Linked DNA regions of Homo sapiens: region 2 is linked to region 1. Evidence: read pairs that join two places in POLR2A ChIA-PET (ENCODE). Cell type or tissue: Panc1. All regions are shown on one strand. Each heading gives the region's core, and the rest is flanking DNA. Links, peaks and the distances in the headings are about the cores only.

Evidence for each region. Peaks named below come from ENCODE experiments on the same cell type or tissue, not always from the same donor. Only the 100,000 strongest peaks of a DNase experiment are listed, where the experiment ranks them.
Region 2: POLR2A ChIA-PET joins it to region 1 with 5 read pairs; 3 of 35 experiments call an interaction of 5 or more read pairs at or near these places.

Annotation. Positions count from the first base shown.
Region 1 is chr15:55,248,590-55,252,988 of GRCh38, reverse strand. All of the region lies in intron 2 of RAB27A (RAB27A, member RAS oncogene family), which reads left to right. Among named protein-coding and RNA genes, the nearest start is that of RAB27A, 39 kb to the left of the region's middle. In Panc1, for the core only: no CTCF peak of the experiment used is centred there; a DNase peak (open chromatin) is centred at 2,378.
Region 2 is chr15:55,171,007-55,175,405 of GRCh38, reverse strand. No RefSeq gene overlaps it. Among named protein-coding and RNA genes, the nearest start is that of RSL24D1, 24 kb to the left of the region's middle. In Panc1, for the core only: no CTCF peak of the experiment used is centred there; no DNase peak of the experiment used is centred there.

The sequences.
Region 1 (4,399 bases), core at 272-4,271:
AACTAATTTTTGTAATTTTAGTAGGGCTGGGGTTTCACCATGTTGGCCAGCTGGTCTCGATCTCTTGACCTCGTGATCCACCCGCCTTGGCCTCCCAAAGTGCTGGGATTACAGGTGTGAGCCACCGCGCCCGGCCAGGGAGCCTTTCAAACTGGTTGGCAGAGTAGAGGAAAGCAAGTTGATTGAATAAATTGCTGTAACTTAGAAGGTTAGAACATTTCTCTGGCTTTTGATAAAGCAACAACTACTATGGGTCTTTTTTTTTGTATATAGATAGATAGATACGTATATCTGTATCTATCTGTCTGTCTGTCTGTCTATCAATCAATAGCTTTTGGGGTTTTTGGCTGCATGGATGAATTATTATTTTATTCTGTACGTTTTTTTGAGATGGAATCTCACTCTGTCGCCCAGGCTGGAGTACAGTAGTGCGATCTTGGCTCACTGCAGCTTCCGCCTCCCAGGTTCAAGCCATTCTCGTGCCTCAGCCTTCAGAGTAGCTAGGATTACAGGCACGTGTCCCCACGCCTAGCTAATTTTTGTATTTTTTAGTAGAGATGGGGTTTCCCCATGTTGGCCAGGCTGTTGAACTCCTGGCCTCAAGTGATCCACCTGCCTTGGCCTGCCAAAGTGCTGGGATTACAAGTGTGAGCCACTGTATCCAGCCACTTGGATGAATAATATAGTGGTAAATTCCGAGATTTTAGTGCACCCATCACCTGAATAGTGTACATTGTACCCAATATGTAGTTTTTATATCCCTCACCACCCTCCCCCGGTCTTTTCTAGCTACTGTTGCTGTGGGCTCTAATGAACTGTGTTGTCTGCCCAGATGTCCTCTTGAATTCTTGGAATGCTGACCTCCAAGACTCCCAGATCCATAAACTACTCTTCCCCTTTGTTGACCTGCTCCTTAGTCTCTTGGTGTTTGACCTTGGTATGACTTTGAACACCTGTCTGAAAACTCCCTTTGTACTTAATCCCTGTGGGTTGGAGTTGATTTTGTGCTGCCTTGACATGAAGCCAGGTAGGGAGTGCTAGGGGTTTCTCTGTCCCCTCTACCTCATGCCGCTTTCTCCTTCCCTGGAACTTTGTAATGGTTTCAAGCAAGGGTACTTTCATGTAAAACACTCCTCATGACACAGACATTAGCTGAGCCTAATACTAGAAATTTCTTCTGAATTCATAGAAAGAAAATGAAGTTAGTAGAGAAAATCTGAACTTTTACTTTGATCAGTATTTTAAAAAATTTTTGTACCTCTTTATTCCCTTCTGTGCTATAATTTAGTATAAAGTGGCTTCTGATACAGCACAAAATAATATATTCTCAGTTATCTTAAAGTTGCTATACCAACATTTCATTGTGTTCTTCAAACCACATCTTGACTTTTGAGGGTTCATCCATATATAGATTTTTGAGCCCATCAGGACTAATCTGGTCATATTTTCTGATGGCCTCAAAGTGTCCATTTAGATACAAGAAAGGATCACCAATGTAGCTGGTTACAGACATCCTCCCTGCAGTTTTCTCTCTTGCCCCTTTAAGGACACCAGTTTCCTATCCCATGGTCGATGCTGCTTCTTTGGTTGCCTTTTGGGCAGTTTGGCCTCGATTTTTCCAGGACTCATTTCCAGGACCCTTTCCCCAGGAATGACGCAATGATGGTTGTTCTCAAGACTCTTCCTATGGTCTTCTTTCATTCTCTTAAGCTTTAAATAGCTCCTCTTGCAGTTCTCACCAGGGACACCCAAAGCATTTCAAATCCCTCCCAGATAAGAAGTGTGTTAAGGTGATATCTGAGAGGTGGCATCTTTAGGAGACGCTGAATAAAAGAGTGTGGCAGATCTTACAAATGAGCTGTCAACTGAAGTGGTTAGGCAGAGAGGAAGTGTTTAGGGACAAAGCCAAAGGCAAATGAGACGATTCAGAGCTGCATTGTAGGTAGACCTTTCTGCAATGATTTTCTAAATGTGTACAGTGAGATTCTTCTTATGTCCTTGTTGGGTCTATGGGCGTTGGTGTCTTGACCTTCACTCCTTTCATTAGAATATCACTCTGCTGCCATCTGTTTTATATGTTGGGGTGCCATGTAAGATTTTATTTGAAGAAACAGTTTTATTGCTAAAGAAAGTTTGCAACCAGCTGGGCCAGAGCAGTTTTCTGAGGCAATGAAAGGTTTGTTGCAATGACATTATGTAGGTTTCCTATGCAGGAACTGACTGTGAAGACACTCATCTGCTATGAAAAAGAAGTAGCCCAAACCCAGAATAGCCCTTTCATGCTTCTAGAAGTCAGACAACAAACTTCCCAAAGAATAATCTCTATAGTGATCTGTAATAAAATGTTGTGATGCAACATGTTGTGTTCATTCTTTATTGCTCAATTGACTGTTGTAACAGGATGAAAGCAAACATCTGCTGAAACATGTGCCTGAGCTTTGACTGCCGTTTACTGAATGTAGTTCACATGTACTTCCTTAAATAATTTCACAATAGACAAATTAATCCATTCTGATTAAGCAAAGGAGAGAAGTCTAGTGCAAAGTACAGTCTTCTCAACTAATAATTATAGGAATTCCAAATAACATGTATACGTTAAAGGTAGCCATAAATAGCTTAACAAAGTAGCATAAGTAAATAACTTGGAGGTCTCTAAATTTGGTATGTAACTTATTTGACTATATACTTTTTTTTATTCCAGTTTTTAAAAAACATAATAGAAGGAGTCCAGGCGCAGTGGCTCAAGTCTGTAATCCCAGCACCTTGGAAGGCTGAGGTAGGCAGATCACTTGAGATCAGGAGTTTGAGACCAGCCTGGCCAACATAGTGAAACGCCATCTCTACTAAAAAATACAAAAATTAGCTGGGCGTGGTTGCGCAGGCCTTTAGTCGCAGCCACTAGGGAGGCTGAGGCATGAGAATTGCTTAAACCCGGGAGGTGGTGGTTTCAGTGAGCCCGAGATCAGGCCACTGCACTCCGGCCTGGGTGACAGAGTGAGATTCTGTCTCAAAAAAACAAAAAACAAACATAGAAAAAAAAATCTTAATAAGTTTACAGAACTCTTAAAGTATTTTCATGAATCCCAGCGTTTCATAGAAAACAGACTGAAAAGCACAAATTTAATGCTTCTCTGAATAAGGACTGCAATGCTTGTTCTTTTATTATGCTTTATATTCATCCTCTTTAAGACATGACCTTGGGCTTATTTTCTAAAAATGAATATGATCTAGGAGTTTCAACACACCTTTCTTAGAAACAGATGAAGTAGCAAAAAGATAAATAAGGATATATCAGATCAAAAACCACAACTAACTAGCTTGACTAGAATGTATGTAATTTTGCATCCAACTAACAGGGTGTACAGATTGTTTTCACATAATCGTGGAACATTTATAAAACTTAATTCAGCCCGGGCATGGTGGCTCATGCCTGTAATTTCACCACTTTGGGAGGCTGAGATAGGAGGATCACTTGAGCCCAGGAGTTCAGGACCAGCCTGGGCAGCAACATAGTGACACCTTGTCTTCCAAAAAGAATTAAAAAGAATTATCCATTTTTGGTGGTGCATACCTGTGATCCCAGCTACTTAGGAGGCTGAGGTGAGAGGATTGCTTAAGCTGGGGAGGTCAAGGCTGCGGTGAGACATAATTGCGCCAGTGCACTCCAGCCTGGGTGACAGAGTGAGACCCTGCCTCTAAATAAATACACTTAATTCCTCTTAAATTCCACCAAATTTGTTGTTAAGCAGACCACATTTAGTGATCACAATGCAATAAAATTAGAGATGGACAACAATAATAGCAAAAAAGCCAACTGTAATCTGACAGGCTGAGTTAGAAACTGGCTGGATGGCTGTGCATTGTTGTTCCTCAGTCATTTTGCATAAGCAAACGCAAGTCACACCCCATTCTATAAACAGCTGCTGATAGAAATGCAAACAGTCAGTTCTGAGACTCTGCATACTGAATAATAGGTGAAATAAGGAAAGACTTTGAGAAGCAATAAGAAATATATCTGATTTGACCTTGTCCATTAGGTGAGTTTCCTTTTTTTTTGGTTCAGTTAAAGAATATGATATTTAGGGAAACATTTAAACATGTGTTGTAAATATATATTAATGGAGACAGTAGACTTGACAAATACCAAAAAGACCTATATATAGCTGGCTGTCTACAGCTTATTGACAACAAATGGAAGAAGCTAAGAATCCTGGCATCATTGATTTAGTGGTATTAAAACATCAGGAAAAGCCTTGATTTTTCTGAGCCTAGTTTAATGTTTTTAAAAGAACTAAGTTGGCATATAATAAACATATTTATAGATACTAATATTTTAAACACGTGATCTATTTGTATCAGAATGCTACCTTTTCATTAACATTATGGTGAAACCAAAACT
Region 2 (4,399 bases), core at 296-4,295, 78 kb after region 1:
CTGTAAAACAGGGTACAAAGACAATCGTTTTCATTTTTTATTGGAGTTTGATTAATATTCTCTCTGGGTCGATGCGACCTTGGAATTAAACAGTGAGGATTGCATGGTCCATTTGCCAGGATCTACATATTTTATCTTTAATTCTCCCAATTATGAAGGCCTGGCTAAGACTTCTGCTTGGATCCTAAATGAGGCACTCATCATAATCTTGTCCTTCCATTGGTGCATGGTTTATCACACACACAAAAACTCACCTAACTTTAAAAGGAGGTGAAGAGGACATATGCAGGGAGGACATTGGGGTTTTTATTCCAAGATAAGTGAGTTGTACCATCTGTGGACAGGCATAGCAGTAAGTGGAATATTACTTGAAGCATTTTATCAGAACCTCTTTGCTACAGTTTGGATGTTTGTTCCCTCCAAAGCTCATGTTGAAATTTGGTTGCCATTGTAATAGTATTGAGACACAGTATCTTTAACAGGTGATTAGGCCATGAAGGCTCCACTCTTGTGGGTGGGTTTAACGCCTTTAAAAAATGGCTCTGGGAGTGGGCTCTGTCTCTCCCATGTGTTTTCTTGCCCTTTGCTTTTCTGCCATTGAATGCCGCAGATAGAAGGCCCTCACCAGATGCGAGTCCCTCAGCCTTGGACTTCCAGCTTCCAGAACTGTAAGAAACAAATTTATTTTCCTTGTAAATTACCCAGTCTCAGGTAGTCTGTTTAGCAGCAGCAAACAGACTAAGACATTCTACCATCAGATTTGTGTTTCCCCAATGACATTGGAGTTCAAGGTCCATTAGTGAGATATGGACAGGTACAGTGTGTTAGTGCAGATGAACTATTCAATCTCATTTTGGAGGGTTTCCATCATAAAACACAAATGATTTAGTCAAAGCAGCATCTTCTGAATTTCTTAGCTGACTTATAAAAACAAATAAGCCACTTTCTGTCTTTATTATTTTCTTCCCAGGAAGGGAGCTTTACAGTCATGAGGGTAGTAAATAAGTATTACTTTTTAAAGAAGCTCTGGAGCTATGGGGATTTAATAAATAGTTCATTGCTTCCCTATCTCCACCAAAATCTCTTCACTCTAACTGCAGCCTTGAAACCCAAGTGTTCGGGTTTGGACTTTTTTTTTTTTCTTTTGAGACACAGCGTCACTCTTGCCCAGGTTGGAATACAGTGGTACGATCTCGACTCATTGCAACCTCTGCCTCCTGGGTTCAAGCGATTCTCCTGCTCCAGTCTCCGGAGTATAGCTGGGACTACAAGCACCTGCCACCACTTGCCCAGCTAATTTTTGTATTTTCAGTAGAGATGGGGTTTCACCATGTTGCTCAGGCTAGTCTTGAACTCCTAGCCTCAAGTGATTCACCCACCTCAATCTCCCAAAGTGCTGGGATTACAGGCGTGATCCACCGCTCCTATCTAGGTTTTGGACTTTTAATCTACCTCTTCTTAATACCCTTCCCTCTTCTCTAAAAGCAAGATATATTTATAGCCTATTTATTACTTTGGGATCAACTTCAAATGTTTATTTTTGGATAAGATGAGTGAGTTACAAAACTAGCAACCTGCAAAGTGTTTGAAAGTTTAACTGCTATTTTTTCGGTTATCCATTCACCCATTCAATGAATATTATTGAGGTGCTACTATGTGCCAGGCACTTCTAGACATGGTGGGGATATTATAGTAAATGGAACAGATGGCAATCCTTGCACACATGGAATAGTGAGGGAAAGAAAGTCACAGAGGCTGACACCAATCACAAATGGAAAATGATACAAGGTGTGTTAAGGGTTTTAAAAGAAAAATGACATAAAAAATATACAAAAACTTGACTCGGAAATTGTACTTAAGAAATATATCGTAAGGAAATAATTATGTGCCCAAATATGCACGTACTAAAATATTCACTATATTTTTTAGCACAACATTGAAAAGAAGAACTAGTTAAATAAAGTTAAGGACTGATTAAGGACTAGTTAAATTAGATGCTGCAGTCATGTGTCGAATGACATAGAAAGATGCTTACAATACATTAAATGAAAATTGCTGGTTTCAAAATTGTATGATATGATTCCTCTAAAAGAGTAGTTTTCAAGCAGGAGTGATTTTTGCCTCTGAGGGGCCATTTGTGAATGTCTGGAGACCCTTTAGGTTGTTACAAGCAGGGTGGAGGTTGGTGCTACTGGCCTTTAGTGATTAGCAGTCAGGCATGCCGCTGAACATCCTGCAATGCACAGGACAGCCCCCTACCACAAGTAATTATTTGGCTCAAAACGTCAGTAGTACTGAGATTTAGAAATCCTGCTTTTAAACAATTACAAATACCATTGCAAGGACAAATATTTTCTGAATAAATAGCATTATGGATGTTTTAAATGTTATTTTTCTTTGTGTGTTAATTCAGATGTTGCTTTAAATGAGAAGTACTGACTTTGTAATTAAAAACAAAAACTATTTTAAAATGTGCTAAATTTTGGACCTATCTCAGCCTGAGAAGGTTTTTTTCTAAAAAGGTTCAGGCATCTTTTTATTTTCCTACTGCTCTCCTTACCTGTGCACACCTCATTGCCTGTATCTGTGATGCCTCTATTTGGAGGGAACCTGGGTTATGCCTGGGCCTGGTTTACTCCCATAACATGGGTTGCTGTACTTGCCCACTTAATTGTGAGCTCTATCCATCCAGGAAAGTAATCTGTTCCTTATTTTGAATAGCGTGTTCTTAGAAGTTCATGGGTTCTAATTGAAGGAAACTAGAGGGACCCCTTCCATCCTTCAGCAAGGGTCCCCAAAGATAGGCAGGGTGCCCAGAGAATGCCTCAACTGCTGAGAACTCCACCCTTTCAGGTCCAGTGCAGGCTCATCTCCAGAAAAGCTGGGTTAGAGTTGTCTCACTGTTTGGGTTGGAATATTGTGATTTCTAGGAGTGGAAATGCACTTGCTAATTTAGCTATCTCCTCTTTATAAGACGCTCATGGAAATAAAGATTAGCCATAAAATACCTTTAATGAGCTTCCAAATTTTATCTGCAAGGAACCCAGGGCCTGTGGCATTATACTGGTTTGTAGAAGACTCCTGTGGTGTCTGCAGAAACTTTCTCTGGTGAATATCTAGAATTTCCATTACTTTGAATGTGTACATGTTATTAATCAAGGAATTAATCATCCCCATTCTCTTTGATTGAAAGTCACATTACCTTGGAAGGACAAGGTGTTGTCAAATGGGCAAGGCAGATCATATGTTTTCTTTTACTGGACTCCTTATTTTTCTAATTACAGCCTGTGTATCCTGTGCTAGAGAGCCTCTTGAAATTAACTTAATTTACTATCACACTTGTAACATACCCATTTATTTGGGCCTGTGAATATGTGTGCACTCCATTTGATTACATCTAATGTTCTCCCTAAATAAAGAGTACAATTAATTCATTAGAGGATGGTTTGTTTCCAGGGGTAAGTGCCAGTTTATGATGATTCCATCAACACTTGCACCACATTAATTTATTTCCAATTTAATCAGTGTTTAAATTGAACTGGGATCAGGCAGAACAAAACACATGGTTTTGCATAATTATAATGGAGCAAATGGAAATAGTCATAGCACTTCAGCATTAGAAACCTCACTGCAGAAGCACAGATGGGTTAGGAGATGTTGATTAAAAAAGATGTCTAGGAATAAATCCTCTGTAAGCACTGTATTAAAATCCAAGTGCCTGCAGGACAAGCGACTTTGCATTAATTACTAAAAAATTTCTTATTCTGGGTATAGCTTTCTGTAGAAATCCTACAGATTGAGTAAACTGTGGAGGCACTCCTTTTCATGCTCCATTTAACTTAAATTATTAGCTGGTTCAGAAAGTTGTTTCTTCCCAGACTTGTCTAGGAAGTTCAATATTTAGCAATTACCCCTTTGTGCTTCTCGAACCTTCTCCAAGCCAGTGTCGTTGAAGGACAGATTTGCCATGTGGGAAGGTGGGCTACCTTGGAAAACAGATTTTTGGTTCGGAGCTTGTCTGAAACTCTCTAGATTAAGAATTGTGGCCGGGCGCAGTGGCTCGCGCCTGTAATCCCAGCACTTTGGGAGACCGAGGTGGGCGGATCACCTGAGGTTGGGAGTTCGAGACCAGCCTGACCAACATGGAGAAACCCCATCTCTACTAAAAATAGGAAATTAGCTGGGTGTGGTGGCACATGCCTGTAATCCCAGCTACTCGGGAGGCTGAGGCAGGAGAATCACTGGAACCCAGGAGGCAGAGATTGTGTTGAGCCGAGATTGCTCCATTGCACTCCAGCCTGGGCAACAAGAGCAAAACTCCATCTCAAAAAAAAAAAAAAAAAAAAAAAAGAGAGAGAGAAAGAAAAAAAAAGAATTGCACTGGATGGGTTTGCTCCTT